Linked DNA regions of Homo sapiens: regions 1 and 2 are each linked to region 3. Evidence: chromatin loops called from intact Hi-C (ENCODE). Cell type or tissue: IMR-90. All regions are shown on one strand.

Evidence for each region. Peaks named below come from ENCODE experiments on the same cell type or tissue, not always from the same donor. Only the 100,000 strongest peaks of a DNase experiment are listed, where the experiment ranks them.
Region 1: it touches region 3 in a loop (9-fold over the local background); 60 of 110 quality-filtered maps call a loop at or near these places.
Region 2: a loop joins it to region 3, with 6 times the contacts of the local background. A loop is called at or near these places in 47 of 110 quality-filtered maps.

The regions. Positions count from the first base shown.
Region 1 is chr17:40,396,963-40,401,962 of GRCh38, reverse strand. TOP2A (DNA topoisomerase II alpha) reads left to right here. Exons shown (of 35, transcript NM_001067.4): 21 at 882-1,113; 22 at 1,300-1,434; 23 at 1,554-1,754; 24 at 1,896-2,091; 25 at 2,832-2,923; 26 at 3,026-3,190; 27 at 3,322-3,405. Among named protein-coding and RNA genes, the nearest start is that of TOP2A, 18 kb to the left of the region's middle. In IMR-90, a CTCF peak has its summit at 2,662 (motif pointing left); a DNase peak (open chromatin) is centred at 2,652.
Region 2 is chr17:40,301,218-40,306,217 of GRCh38, reverse strand. CDC6 (cell division cycle 6) reads right to left here. Exons shown (of 12, transcript NM_001254.4): 11 at 4,610-4,750; 12 at 1,561-4,306. The coding sequence ends at 4,217. Among named protein-coding and RNA genes, the nearest start is that of RARA, 5.5 kb to the left of the region's middle. In IMR-90, CTCF peaks have their summits at 3,036 (motif pointing left) and 4,705 (motif pointing left); DNase peaks (open chromatin) are centred at 1,547 and 2,987.
Region 3 is chr17:40,531,082-40,536,081 of GRCh38, reverse strand. It overlaps LOC107985090 (a long non-coding RNA gene), which reads left to right and starts at 1,608. Exons shown (of 2, transcript XR_001752884.2): 1 at 1,608-1,672; 2 at 3,003-3,836. In IMR-90, a CTCF peak has its summit at 2,591 (motif pointing right); a DNase peak (open chromatin) is centred at 2,581; H3K27ac peaks cover 2,511 bases.

The DNA.
Region 1 (5,000 bases), 130 kb after region 3:
AGAGTAAAATCTAAAGACCTATTTTAGCTAACCAGACATTATGTGATCCGTGTCCCCACCTTCCATGTCTTTTGATTCCTTCTCATACCATCTCCTCTCCAGCCACACTGTCCTTGGCCTATACTCAAATATACCGAGCACATTTCCTCTTCAGGGCCTTTTACTTACTGGTTCCTTTGCCTGCAACACTCTTTCTCTAGATATCCACATGGTTCAGTCCCTCAGTTTGTTTTTTGTTGTTTTTTTTTCTTTTGAGATGGAGTTTTGCTCTTTTTGCCCAGGCTGGAGTGCAGTGGCGCAATTTCGGCTCATTGCAACCTCTGCCTCCTGGGTTCAAGTGATTCTCCTGCCTCAGCCTCCCGTGTTGCTGGGATTACAGGTACACGCCACCATGCTCAGCTAATTTTATATTTTTAGTAGAGATGAGGTTTCACCATGTTGGCCAGGTTGGTCTTGAACTCCTGACCTCAGGTGATCTGCCTCCCTCAGCCTCCCAAAGTGCTGGGATTACAGGCGCGAGTTACTGCACCTGGCGCCCTCAGTGTCTTTTCTCTGCTCAAATGTTTTCCTATCAGAAACGGCTTAACTTTCCTTAGCACCTCTTCAGTCACTTTCCCACTTTTTCTTCTCTTGTTTATCCCACCACCTAACAAAATATGTGTTAATTGCAAACTTCTACTGGACTGTGAGCTCCTTGAGGATTGAGACTTTATGTCCATGTGCGTGACACATAGCAAGTGCTCAATAAATATTGTTAAATGTATATTAGTCAGCAAGTAAAACCAAGATAATTTTCATGTATAATACATGTCCTTTCCATAAAAGTTAAGTGTGAAATTCAGTATTTTTGTAAAATAACATTCTTTGTTTCTTTTCTTTAGCTCTTTGGCTCGATTGTTATTTCCACCAAAAGATGATCACACGTTGAAGTTTTTATATGATGACAACCAGCGTGTTGAGCCTGAATGGTACATTCCTATTATTCCCATGGTGCTGATAAATGGTGCTGAAGGAATCGGTACTGGGTGGTCCTGCAAAATCCCCAACTTTGATGTGCGTGAAATTGTAAATAACATCAGGCGTTTGATGGATGGAGAAGAACCTTTGCCAATGGTAAGTATTCTGTGTGTGTTAAGAGCCTTAACTTTTCCTTGGGTTTCAGTTGAATAGATTGTATGATTAAAGATGATGCAAACATAAAATTTAATTTCATACTTTAGATTTATTGTTAAACGCTGTTGTGATTTCCGTCTAGTATCACATTTAGAAAACATACTGTTTTTTTAAATGCCAATTTAGCTTCCAAGTTACAAGAACTTCAAGGGTACTATTGAAGAACTGGCTCCAAATCAATATGTGATTAGTGGTGAAGTAGCTATTCTTAATTCTACAACCATTGAAATCTCAGAGCTTCCCGTCAGAACATGGACCCAGGTAAATAATTATGGATTTCTTTTTTAGGTTTGTGATCAAAAGAAATACCTTTTGTACTATTGCTGTTGACTATTCAGAAGCCTATATTTTAGAAACTTCAGGATTATTTCTTTCTTTAGACATACAAAGAACAAGTTCTAGAACCCATGTTGAATGGCACCGAGAAGACACCTCCTCTCATAACAGACTATAGGGAATACCATACAGATACCACTGTGAAATTTGTTGTGAAGATGACTGAAGAAAAACTGGCAGAGGCAGAGAGAGTTGGACTACACAAAGTCTTCAAACTCCAAACTAGTCTCACATGCAACTCTATGGTATGTATTTGTTTTGTGAGATGTACACGTTTCAATTTATATTAAAGATTAATATCAATTTTAAAAGTATATCTTAGTCTACCTTTATAAAGTTTAGCCAATTTGTCTATTCTTGGCTCTAATCTTGTTTTCCTTTTTCAGGTGCTTTTTGACCACGTAGGCTGTTTAAAGAAATATGACACGGTGTTGGATATTCTAAGAGACTTTTTTGAACTCAGACTTAAATATTATGGATTAAGAAAAGAATGGCTCCTAGGAATGCTTGGTGCTGAATCTGCTAAACTGAATAATCAGGCTCGCTTTATCTTAGAGAAAATAGATGGCAAAATAATCATTGGTATGTTTTGGGAATAATAACTGCTTACTAAAACTCTAGTTACGCCAAACTTTCTTTAAACATTTTTGGTGAGAGTAATGGTGGAGAAAGAGGCAAAATCCATTTAATTCACCTGGTCACTTATACACGCATTTCTTTAAAATATCTGATTAGGTATTTATAGTTTGAAAGAGATGATGTTTCCTTGACTGAGCATCTTGAGAAATCAAGATTTAGTTGACAATTAGACATGAGGAGAATAGAGAGCTAGAAGACCTTGCATAAACTGATTGACCAAGAGAATAGATACACTAATCATGTCTACAGGAACAGAAAATAAAAGAGACAGAGAAGAGATAATAAATCTGATGGTAAAAAAAAAAAAAGGCAGGAAGATTACGAATGGCTTCTACTCTCTGGGTGTGGTGGCGCATGCCTGTAATCTCAGCACTTGAGCTGGGGAGGTCAAGGCTGCAGTGAGCCTAGGTAGTGCCACTGCACTCCAGCCTGGACACAAGAGTGAGAGAGACCCTGTCTCCAAAAAAAAATGATTTGATCATATATGATTTGACTGCCCCCTTGTGGTAATTTACATTTGTCAATGGTTTAGGGAGACTTGCCTGTATACCGGGATATACAAATTTATGCAAGCACGAAGACAGTTTAATTTCCAGTTTTAAACTTTTGACTTGTGTAAAACCTTATCCCCTTCCTAAAATATTACTCAAAATCATTATCTCTGTTTACTTTTTTAAAAATAGAAAATAAGCCTAAGAAAGAATTAATTAAAGTTCTGATTCAGAGGGGATATGATTCGGATCCTGTGAAGGCCTGGAAAGAAGCCCAGCAAAAGGTAATCTTGGGTGGCACTTTTCTATATTGTTAAAGACTATGTATTGTACAATGTTTATGTTTCACATTTTCTAATAAAGCTAGATTTTAATTAATCCTTTAGGTTCCAGATGAAGAAGAAAATGAAGAGAGTGACAACGAAAAGGAAACTGAAAAGAGTGACTCCGTAACAGATTCTGGACCAACCTTCAACTATCTTCTTGATATGCCCCTTTGGTATTTAACCAAGGAAAAGAAAGATGAACTCTGCAGGCTAAGAAATGAAAAAGTGAGTTGATAGTAGGATGGTACATGCTGCTTAGTTTTGTTCTATTCTAATGGTAAAAGTAAAATTGTGTGTTGCATGAAAATGCTGCTTGTATACATATATTAACTCAATTTTGTAATTATCTTATGAAGGAACAAGAGCTGGACACATTAAAAAGAAAGAGTCCATCAGATTTGTGGAAAGAAGACTTGGCTACATTTATTGAAGAATTGGAGGTATGTAGTTTATAATGCCCATGTTAGAATTTTTATTAATGAAATAATATATTCCAGCAGTATACCTTTGTCAAGATAGTTCACAATTGGCAATAAAAAGAAAATAAGAGGCATAAGGATAAATTCCAAATAGCGTATAAAAGAACAGATTATTGGCCAGGTGCAGTGGCTCACGCTGGTAATCCCAGCATTTTGGAAGGCTGAGTTGGGTGGATCACTTGAGGTCAGGGGTTCAAGACCAGCCTGGCCAACATGGTAAAACCCCATTTCTACTAAAAACACAAAAATTAGCCAGGCATGATGGTGCATACCAGTTACTCAGGAGGCTGAGGCAGGAGAATTGCTTGAACCGAGAGGCAGAGGTTGCAGTGAACCGAGATCACACCACTGCACTCCAGCCTAGGCAACACAGCAAGACTCCGTCTCAAAAAAAAAAAAAAAAAAAAAGGGACAGATTATTAAATACTACTTAGAATACAAGGCCGGGTGCGGTGGCTCACACCTACAATCCCAGCACTTTGGGAGGCCGAAGCAGGCAGATCACCTGAGGTTGGGAGTTCGAGACCAGCCTGACCAACATGGAGAAACCCTGTCTCTACTAAAATTGCAAAATTAGCCAGGCGTAGTGGCACATGCCTGTAATCCCAGCTACTTGGGAGGCTGAGGCAGGAGAATCACTTGAACTCGGGAGGCAGATGTTGCTGTGAGCTAAGATCACACCATTGCACTCCAGCCTGGGCAACAAGAGTGGAACTCCGTCTCAAAAAAAAAAAAAAAAATACTATTTAGAATACAGTAAATGATACCAGGAGACTGCCCAGACATTCAGACATTTCTGGACAAAAAAAGAAAAGAGCAGGAGTTGATTTTTGATAAAGGGAAGAACATATTAGGACTGAGAAGATAAAAAGAGCCTAAATGTGGAAGAAGACCACCAACCCAGTCCCCCAAGTCAACTTAAAAGGACAAAGCCACAGGGCATGGTGGCTCATGCCTGTAATCCCAGCACTCTGGGAGGCTGAGGTGGGCAGATCACTTGAGGTCAGGAGTTCGAGACCAGCCTGGACAACATGGTGAAACCCTGTCTCTACTAAAAATACAAAAATTAGTTGGGTGTGGTGGCATCCGCCTGTAATCCCAGCTACTCAGGAGGTTGAGGCAAGAAAATTGCTTGAACCCAGAAGGCAGAAGTTGCAGTGAGCCGAGATTGCGCCACTGTACTCCAGCCTGGGTGACAGAGCAAGACTCCATCTAAAAAAAAAAAAAAAAAAAGGAGAAAGCAGGGCTATCCAGATGGTTTCAGAAGGTTATTTGTTACTTAAATCTTCCTAATAACATTTGTTTCTCAACATTATTTTAACATAAGAAAAAAGGCCAGCACTGTGGCTCACACCTGTAATCCCAATGTGCTTTGGGAGGCTGAGGCAGGAGGATCACTTGAGATTAGGAGTTCAAAACCAGCTTGGGTAACGTAGCAAGACCTCATCTCTACAAAATGTTTTTTTTAAATAGCCAGGCATGGTGGTGTGGGCCTATAGTCTCAGCTACTCCGGAGGCCAAGGTGGGAGGATCACTTGAGACCAGGAGTTCAAGGC
Region 2 (5,000 bases), 230 kb after region 3:
ATATTTAAAAAATATATAACCGGCCAGGCATGGTGGCTCAAGCCTCTAATCCCAGCACTTTGGGAGGCCGAGGCGGGCGGATCACGAGGTCAAGAGATCGAGATCATCCTGGCTAACACAGTGAAACCCCATCTTTACTAAAAATACAAAAAAATTAGCCGGGCATGGTGGCGGGTGCCTGTAATCCCAGCTACTCAGGATGAGGCAGGAGAATGGTGTGAACCCGGGAGGCGGAGCTTGCAGTGAACAGAGATCGCGCCACTGCTCCAGCCTGGGTGACAGAGCAAGACACCATCTAAAAAAAAAATATATATATATATATATATAAATAATATGTATATAATATATAATATGTATATTATATATAATATACATTATATATATAAAATATATATAATATGTATATAATATATATATAAAACCTAAATCACATCTTATTCCCAACTTCTCATTCTTATTGGTGTATCTGCTTTCTGTCTTTTATAGAGACAGGGTCTCGCTCTGTCACCCAGGATGTAATGCAGTGGTGTGATCATAGCCCATGCCGAGTTGAACTCCTGGGCTCAAAGCATCCTCCCATCTCAGCTTCCCAAGTAGCTAGGACTACAGGTGCATGCCACCATGCCCAGCTGATTTTTAAGATTTTTTTGGTAGAGAAGGGTAAGGGGGTCTCACTATATTGCCCAAGCTGGTCTCAAGCTCCTGACTTCAAGTAATCCTCCCGCTGCTGCCTCCTCCCAAAGTGTTGGCATTACAGGCATGAGCCACCACACCTGGCTTGATGTATATTCAAAGGGACACTTAGTAAAGGTAGGGAGCAATGCAAAAGAGGGGGCGCAGAGAGAATAAGGCTCTGCCAACTTTTTGATCTCTGGGTAGCTTAGACCTCACACATTTTTTTTTTTTTTTTGAGACAGAGTCTCACTCTGTCACCCAGGCTGGAGTACAGTGGCATGATCTCATCTCACTGCAACCTCCACCTCCCAGGCTCAAGCAATTCTCCTGTCTCAGCCTCCCAAGTAGCTGTGATTATAGGTGTGTACCATGGCACCCAGTGAATTTTTGTACTTTTAGTAGAGACAGGGTTTCGCCATGTTGGCCAGACTGGTCTTGCACTCCTGACCCTTAAGTGATCAGCCCGCCTTGGCCCCACAAAGTGCTGGGATTACAGGCATGAGCCATCACACCCAGCATTTTTTTTTTTCCTTTTTGAGACAGTCTCATTCTGCTGCCCAAGCTGGAGTGCAATGGCACGATCTCGGCTCACTGCAACCTCTGCCTCCCAGGTTGAAGCGATTCTCCTGCCTCAGCCTCCCAGTAGCTGGAATTACAGGAACACACCACAATGCCTGGCTAATTTATTTTAGTAGAGACAGGGTTTCGCCATGTTGGCCAGACTGGTCTCAAACTCCTGACCTCAGGTGATCCGCCCGCCTCGGCCTCCCAAAGTGCTGGATTACAGGCGTGAGCCACCACCCCCAGCCTGGACCTCACACATTCTTGCAGAGTTAGCTAGCCACAGGCAAGTCTCCATTGAGCCAGAAACATCTGTGGCAGCTCTGGGGTTGAAACACACAATTTATTTTGTCTATGCTCTTTCCATGGCAACACCCAACACTCTATGGAAGCTTAATCAGCTTCCTTGGGGTGGGGGAGAGAGATAAACCAGGATATAGACACACACTCCATCACCTTCAAAAGGAAGAATGTAGGTCAGCATCTTTGCCACTACTCTAAGTGAAGCAGCCTATGATCCTGGCAAAAACTGCTAACCACAAGCCCATCCCATCCCATCCCACTAAAACTCCTACCACCTTCCTGAAGCTCTCAGCTTCAGGGAGAAAAGCCAGCAAGGAAAGGGCTTTCTTCCTCAGCAGTCTGAATTACACTTAAGACTTTACTGACAAACATATATCAGCTTTTGCTCCCACAAGGGCAGCAGAAGCCAAGCAGGGACACTAAGTCTGCTTCATGCATCATTGACAGAACCAACCCTGTTCCAACTGCTAAAGTCTTAAGAGCAGCAATGACCTAGAAATTGACAGTGAGGGGAGAAGAAAAGGAAACTAACAAATCAGTAGACAGAAAACTCTATTTCCAAAACCAGGGGAAAGGGAAAGATAGAGGGGAAAGAAATTTGGCCCCTTTGAATCTACCAATGTGATTTTGGCTGGAAGCCAGGGAGGATACATAGCAGCCCCACTGCGAGTCAAGCCATGTTCCTGACTCAAGCCCTACAGTTAAGAGGAAGGCGCCAAGCCTCAAACACAATGAGGTGGGGAGGCTGCTCCTTATTGGGCAGGATCCTACTGTGGACACAGAACAGACAGCAGCTGCCCACAGTGTGGAAACAAACTGTAAAGCAGTCACGTCTCTTAAGGCTGCAGCATCCAATAAAATGTAATTTAAATCAAGCTTCGCATCTGTTCTCAATCCCATTCAGTCTCTGCTTTCCATCAGCCTTCGGACAATCTTTGCAATTATGCATGTTAACCCTTATAGTCCCAGACACTTTCCAACCTTCTAGGTATAGAACTGTGTTTCCATGTTCAAACTACCTTCAGAGGGAACGAATACTCTAGTAAAGGAGTGTGAGAACAACATTCAGACTCATGCCTACAGACTATCATGTGCTACACACACCAGTGGGTAGTGTTCATTTCAGAGGGCTCTCTCTGCTTTCCTTGCCTCTATCCCATACCACCTGTTGTAGCTCAGATCACATTACACGGATACAGTGGTCAGGATGAATGAAACAGTGGCCAACAGATCACTTGTACACATATCAAGTTCCAAATGGAAGGCCATGTCAGAAAGGTAGAGGCGGCAGCAGGAGAGCTCAGGGAAAAGCAGACTTGGTCACTGGCTCTCAGATCATTCGTATCACACATGGTTTACATTTCAAGCATTTGCTTCAGTTATGAAAGGACAGCAATCTCCCAAACAAATCAAACTAGAACTTCCCCCTTTCCCTCAAAACTACCTCAGCCTCAAGCATCCCCTTTCAAAGTAGTCAATGTTATAAGGGTGCCCTCTGGTGTCTCAGTCACAAATTGCCATTTAATGCCACCAAACCAAACCCAGAAGGCTCTTGATTAACCAACCATATGGACTAATTTATCTAATAAGACTGGAAAAATGTGTTTAGATGAAAACCCAACCCCAAAGTAGTCATCTTGAAACAAGTGGCTTCATCTAAGGGCAGCAAAGACTGTGGGACAGCCTAGGAAGGAATTTTCACATTGACTTCTGAAAGCTTGAGCTCTCTTGAAATCTGATTGCTTAAAAAGACAAAGAATGCAACTTGAAAATAAATATATTCACAATCTGTAGAGTTATAGTCTCCTTATGACCCCAACGCCCTTGGGAGTGCCCAAGAAACTCAACGAGTCTAAAATGCCACAATGTTGTAGTATCTGCACCATGAACATAGTATACTATACAAAGAAATAAATTCTTTAACCAGTGTCCTCCAAATCTCCATGTGGACTTGCTTGCATTTTTCTGGATCATTTTCATTCTTCTTACCCTAAACTTAAAGTTCTTAACAAAATACCTTAATGGCTGAGCATGGTGGCTCACGCCTATAATCCCAGCACTTAGGGAGGCCAAGGTGGGCAGATCACTTGAGGGTCAGGAGTTCAAGACCAGCCTGGCCAACATGGTAAAACCCTGTCTCTACTAAAAATTAAAAAATTAGCTGGGCGCGGTGGTGGGCACCTGTAATCCCAGCTACTCGGGAGGCTGAGGCAAGAGAATCACTTCAACCTGGGAAGCGGGTGCTGTAGTGAGCAGAGAACGCGCCATTGCACTCCAGCCTGGGCAACAGGGTGAGACGCGCCTCAAAAACAACAACAACAAAAAAAACAAACAAAAAAATACCCACTCATGTTTGAGCAAACGAAGAGGTAAATATACACACATTCCTCTACACAGATCTGTACACTTGCAAGCACATTGGCTAGAGATACACAAGTGGTAGAAGTAGTGAATGTAATTAAAAAGGGTCTACCTGGTCACTTTTATGGGTAAAAATAGTAAGACCCAAAGATATTATTCTGTGCTAATATTAAAGAATCTATAGATTAAAATTCATTGGCTTCAAGTAAAAAAGGTCATATTTGTTTTCAGGCCCGAATGTGTAAAGCACTAAAATGAAGACTGTAGCTCTCTAAATGCCAGCTGAATACTTTCGGGTGGGGTGTAAGAGAAGAATTTAAGGCAATCCAGTAGCTAAGATATTTCCAATTAAAGCTTTATCTTTCAGAGCATGTTCTATTTCTTTCTCTTCAATCTTGAAAAACACCTGGAAAGAAGAGAAAAGGATTTTTCACACTGGGGAACTCACAAAAGCAAAGTTGTCAGTATACAAACTTCTACCATATTAAACTTTTTCTCACAAAAGGCAAGCAAGTTAAACACTTTTTTTTCCAATGGCTTGAAAAAATATTCATATCACACTCCCATCTTTACACACCTTAAACCTTACCTAACAAAAAACGACTTGTTTAACTAACTGTGGTCATCTTGTTTAACAATAAACCTTTACTTTAGCATCACTCTACAAAATAGGACAATTAAAAACACTGTCACAAAAAAGCAGTTGTACCTTTGTCAAACGGGTTTCCTTGTTTCTCTTTAATCCTAAAATGCCCCTGGCTTCCAAGAGCCCTGAAAGTGACAAACACTCTGACTGGTCCACAGCCGCCACCTGCTGTTTGCGACAGACTTTACTGTAGGCTTCATATAACTGGTAGGAAACAAGGGAGAACAAACGCTGCTTAAAAGTCACATTGCTTATAGCCTTTAATCATTTAAGAAACCTGAGTCTGGGTTTGCAAAAACTTATCTGAATACCCTATTTCTTCCTCTTTTCAATAAAATCTTTGAACAGGCTTCTGTAGATATTCCCGAAAACCTATACAGTAATGTAGGAAAGGGGCTTTATATATTTCCTAGAGAGATGCAGAAATGAAGGGGAGGATAGGGAAAGGATTAAT
Region 3 (5,000 bases):
TTCTCACCCATGGAATGTGAGCTGAAGTGGCACTTCTGGGCCAAAGCAGTTAAGAAGCTGATGTGCCTTCTCCACTCTCTCTTCCCCACCCACTAGCTAGAAGCCGATGGCCAAAGTGATTTCAGAAGATACCTGTTAAAGATGGCAGAGCTAATTAGCCAGGCACACACCTGTAGTCTCAGCTACTCGAGAGGCTGAGGCAGGAGAACCATTTGAACCCGGGAGGTGGAGGTTGCAATGAGCCGAGATTGCACCACGGCACTCCAGCCTGGGCAACAGAGCAAAACTCCGTCTCAAAATAAAAAAAAAAACGGCAGAGCTGTCAGAAACCTGGTCTCTAGTTGAGCCTCACTGCTAACCTGGTATTTTCTTAGACCATTAGAGGGGCAAGAAACAAGATTCCATTGTCTCTAAGCCATCACACATTCTTGGGTCTATTTGTTACACCAGTTAGCATATCCTGACCAATACAGGTAGCTATCAATTTATGGAGCACTTACTATATACCAGGAACTACATGAAGTGTTTTTACATTTATTATCTCACTTAATCCTCACAGTACTTCCACAAGGGAGCTATTTTAAAGTACCTGCTTTATAGATGAGAAAACTGAGGCTTAGAAAGGTTAAATAACTCGGCCAAAGTGACCCAAGTAATAAATTGCATTCTAAACTGGAACCAGAGTGCCTCACCACCTACAGTGAGCTTGGCACATGTCTGCTATCCTCCCCAGACCATTCTCACTGTGAAGATCAGAGTGGAAGAAAGATCACACCTTTCCCTCCTGCAGACACAAGAGTCTGACCCACACTAGATTTTTTTTTTTTTTCTAGACGAAGTCTCATTCTGTCGCCCAGGCCGGAGTGCAGTGGCACGATCTCAACTCACTGCGAACCTCAGCCTCCCGGATTCAAACAATTCTCCTGCTTCAGCCTCCCAAATAGCTGGGATTACAGGCCCCCGCCACCACGCCTGGCTAATTTTTTTGTATTTTTAGTAGAGATGGGGTTTCACCATGTTGACCAGGCTGGTCTTGAACTCCTGACCTGAAGTGATCTGCCCGCCTTAGCTGCCCAAAGTACTGGCATTACAGGTGTGAGCCACCACACTAGATATTTTGTAATATCATTACTTTTCAGCTCCCATTTTCCGAGAGCCTGCTAGGTCCTACACAGAGTCCGGGGGGCGCATTTCGCATATAGCAGCTCTAATCATCACGGAAGCCCTGCCAGGTGGGTATGTACTTTGCTGAGCTGGAAGCAGGCTCTGGGAAGCTCAGTAACCTCCCCAAGGTGACCTGCCTGAGTGGCCAAGCATAAAAGAAACTGGGTCTGCTGAGCTCTCACCTCCACTCTGCCTCTGCACTCCACCCCTCCCTTGTCAGACCACTCTGACCTGGGAGGCAGCTCGAGGTTTCCAGCAGAGCAGGGGTAGGGCGGGAATAGAGGAGTGTGTGTGTCTGTGTGTGTGTGTGTGTGAGTGTGTGTGTGTGTGTGAGAGAGAGTGTGAGAAAGTGTGTGTGTGTGAGAGTGTGTGTGTGTGTCCTACATGTGTATACCAATGTCTCACTGCTTTTTATCACTCAGTCTGGTTTTCATTTCTTTAGGGAAGAGGATGGGGCATGAAAGACCAGTGGAAGAAATGGGAATTCCTCAGGCTGAGGGAATAAAAGGTCAGAAAACATCAAAGTTGATGGAAACTGTGGCTTTCATGGCCAAATCCCCTGACTTAGTCCAGGAGGAAACTCCGGCCCAAAAAAAAGGACTTGCTCAGGGAGTTGGGGTTACAGCCTGCACTTCCAAAACCCCACTAATGCTTTTTGTACCAAGCCCTCTGCCCCAAAGCCAGGGAGAGGATAGATCACTCACAGTTCATAGCTCAGCTCAGATGTCACCTCCTCCAGGCAGCCTTCCTTCCCCCTCCACAGCCGCTCTGCCCCTCCTCTGGGAATATGGTAAAAACACTCACTCTTCATATTTACTGAATATTTACCAAGTGCTGGACTAGCACGCCACAGGTTTACTCACCTGTCTGTCTCACCCACTGGATTGTGAGAGGATGGAAACAGATTCTGTCTTGGTCACTGTAGCCTCCCCAGACCTCAGGAGACCCGGTACATAGTAAGTACTCAATAAACAACTGTGGGACTGAATGTCCAAATCAGTGAAAGGATCAACCGAATGGTTATACAAGCTATTCTACATAACAATGTCCTCGTGTGTGCACAGGGCTTTCATTTTTCAAATCACATTAATCACATCGTCTCAGTAGAACCCAGTGAGAGACCCCAGTAACAAGGAGAGTGGTATCAAGTGTATGCCCACATACACACCTGCACACCAGCACATGCAGCTCCCCTCCATGTTTATGTAAGTGTACAGAGACCCATACACCCATGCCTTCCTAGCCGGCAAGAAAGATGCCATGACGTGCTATTTCCTGTTTTGTCTGCAAACATGGAGGCCTCCCCCACCTTCTTCCCCACCCCGAGACACACACACACACACACACACACACACACACACACACACACACACAGCCAGTTTTCCTCTTCAGCTGAAAGAGTGAAAGAAAGCCAGCTGTCCACAAGGGGGCATTCAAGGACCATCCAACTCAATATCTCAAAGCTAAGACTGCTTCTTGGTCTCAGAGAGACGAGATCCCAGGAAAAACTGAAGAACCAGGGTGGGGTCTCACGTGGAAACCCAGAAGAGGAGGTGGTCAGCCACTACAGAAGCAGGGCTGATGGAGATGGAGTCTCCGTCTGAATAATAGAAATGGTAATACCACTCACTCTACATATTTACCAAGTGCTAGTCCCTGGTCTAAGCACTTCACATGTCATGACTCGTTTAATCTTCCTCTCACCTCCTCAAGGCTTAGTGTTGCTATAATTCCTGCTTTATAGATGAAAAAACTAATGACTTAGAAAAATTAAGTAACTTGCCCAGGGTCACTTAGTGGTGAAGGCAGAATTCGAACTCAGGATCTGTTGTCCATAGGTCATACTGTTAACTGCTCACTCTGCTGCCTCGAGGCTGGACTTTCAGACATCCTACTTCTCAGCCCGGGATTCTCTGTGCTGGACTCCACTTCTCACATCTACAGGCCCTTTTGGGTGGTTGATGAAGGACCTGGAAGCTGATTTCCTAAGAGTGAATAACTTGGTGCCCTGAAGCTGACCCCTCATCCACTATAAACTGTCGATGCTGGGTTGGTATAGTGCCTTTGGAAAGCAGTAAAGCAATTACCAGCAAAAGGCATGAAGCTCTTCCTCCCCCTTTGACCCAGTAATCTCTTTCCCTGGGAAATTATTCCAAGGAAATTATCCAAACGAAGCCAAGTGTTATCTGCATACATGTGTGCATTGAAGTCTTTCTTTAAAGGTCAAAAACTGGGAACCACAATAAGGAAGTGGTTTAATAAACTGGGACATCAACACAATGGACAATCAGGCCTGGAAATCCACAGCTGTGTGACTGTGATGGGGAATGGAAACATGGAGAATGCTTCTACTACACAGTGTATCACCACTACACTCCCACCTAACTAGCTAATTCAACAAATCACGCTTGTCAAGGAGAGAGAAGTCTCTCTGTTCATGTTCAAAATAAACTCAGCCTCTGACACCACAAAGGAACAGAAGAGAAGCTTAAATGCAACAAACACAATAAGCTCAATAATTCTTGGCTTTTGAGTTTCCAAGGCCACAGGTCCTGATGATGTATGACATTTTCTGAGAGTGATTTTGATGATTGGTTATTGATGATTTTCACCTTTCACACTGTACTTGTTATTAAGCCATCTAATTCATCATATTAAATTTTGTTAAGATACCTGGTGTGGTTTCTGTTTTCTGGCCAGACTCTGATACATACACAGACCATGGACCCTGATGAATGATATCTCCCCCATAATGATAAGTGATTTTTTAAGACTTCAAAATTAGTGCACCCACCATGATTTCAACTTATACAAATGTATACTTAAGGAGGGTACAGGTATGGCTGGTCTCCTCCAAATTATACTTTGTACTAGTTGCCTCTTGATGCATAATAAAGTACCCTAAAGCTCAGTGTCTTGAAACAACAACTTTTATCATCTCACAGTTTCTGTGGGTCACAGATCCAGGTGCAGCTTAGCTGAGTCCTCCACTTCAGCACCTCTGCAGGCTGCAGTCAAGCTGTCAGCTGAGCTGGAGTCATCTCAAGGCTCAATTGGGGACCCAATACCAAGCTTACTCGAGTGGTTGCTGGCAGGATTCAGTTCCTCGTGGACCACTGGATTCAAGGCCCCGATGCCCTTCACTGCCTGTGCCCTCTGTTCCTCAGCACGTTGGCCGTTCCATGGGGCAGCCTCCAACATGGCAGCTGCTTCATCAGAACACATAAGAAAGAAGTCTCGAAGAGTGTGAGCAGGAGGGGAGTCCCAGTTTTGTATAGTCTAATCTCAAAAGTGACATTCCCCCACTTTTACCATATTTTACTCATTAGGAGCAAGTCACCAGGTCCAGCCTACACTCAGGGGAGGGGATTACACAAGGACGCGTGGTATGCCTACCACATACTTGAACATTTATAGCATCTTCTCAATAACAAAAACAGTATTTTCTCAAGTTACTTGTCTAATATGGAAACTTTCTAAATCCGTTGGTAAATGCCCACACCCATTTCTCTCAAGCAACAGCCCCCTGGTCCCCCTGGTCCCCCGCCCCCACCAGACTTAGTGGAAAGTCCCTGCTGGGTGAGTGAGTGGCTTTTTGCCAGATTGGGGGTGGGGTGGGTGGCAGGATGGAGGCAACATGGGCACCTTCAGAGATCAAACATCAGAGGAGGGAGGCAACTCAGGACTCGCCTTTGAAAAAGGTTCAGTTGGTGCCTGCCCCAGGCCATTACCATTGCTTTAGGCTGAATTCTTAACCAGCCCAACAAGGCCTGGCCAGATGTGGCTCCGCCTGCTTTCTCCAAGCTCAACTCGCCTTTCTGTTCGCTCTCCACACG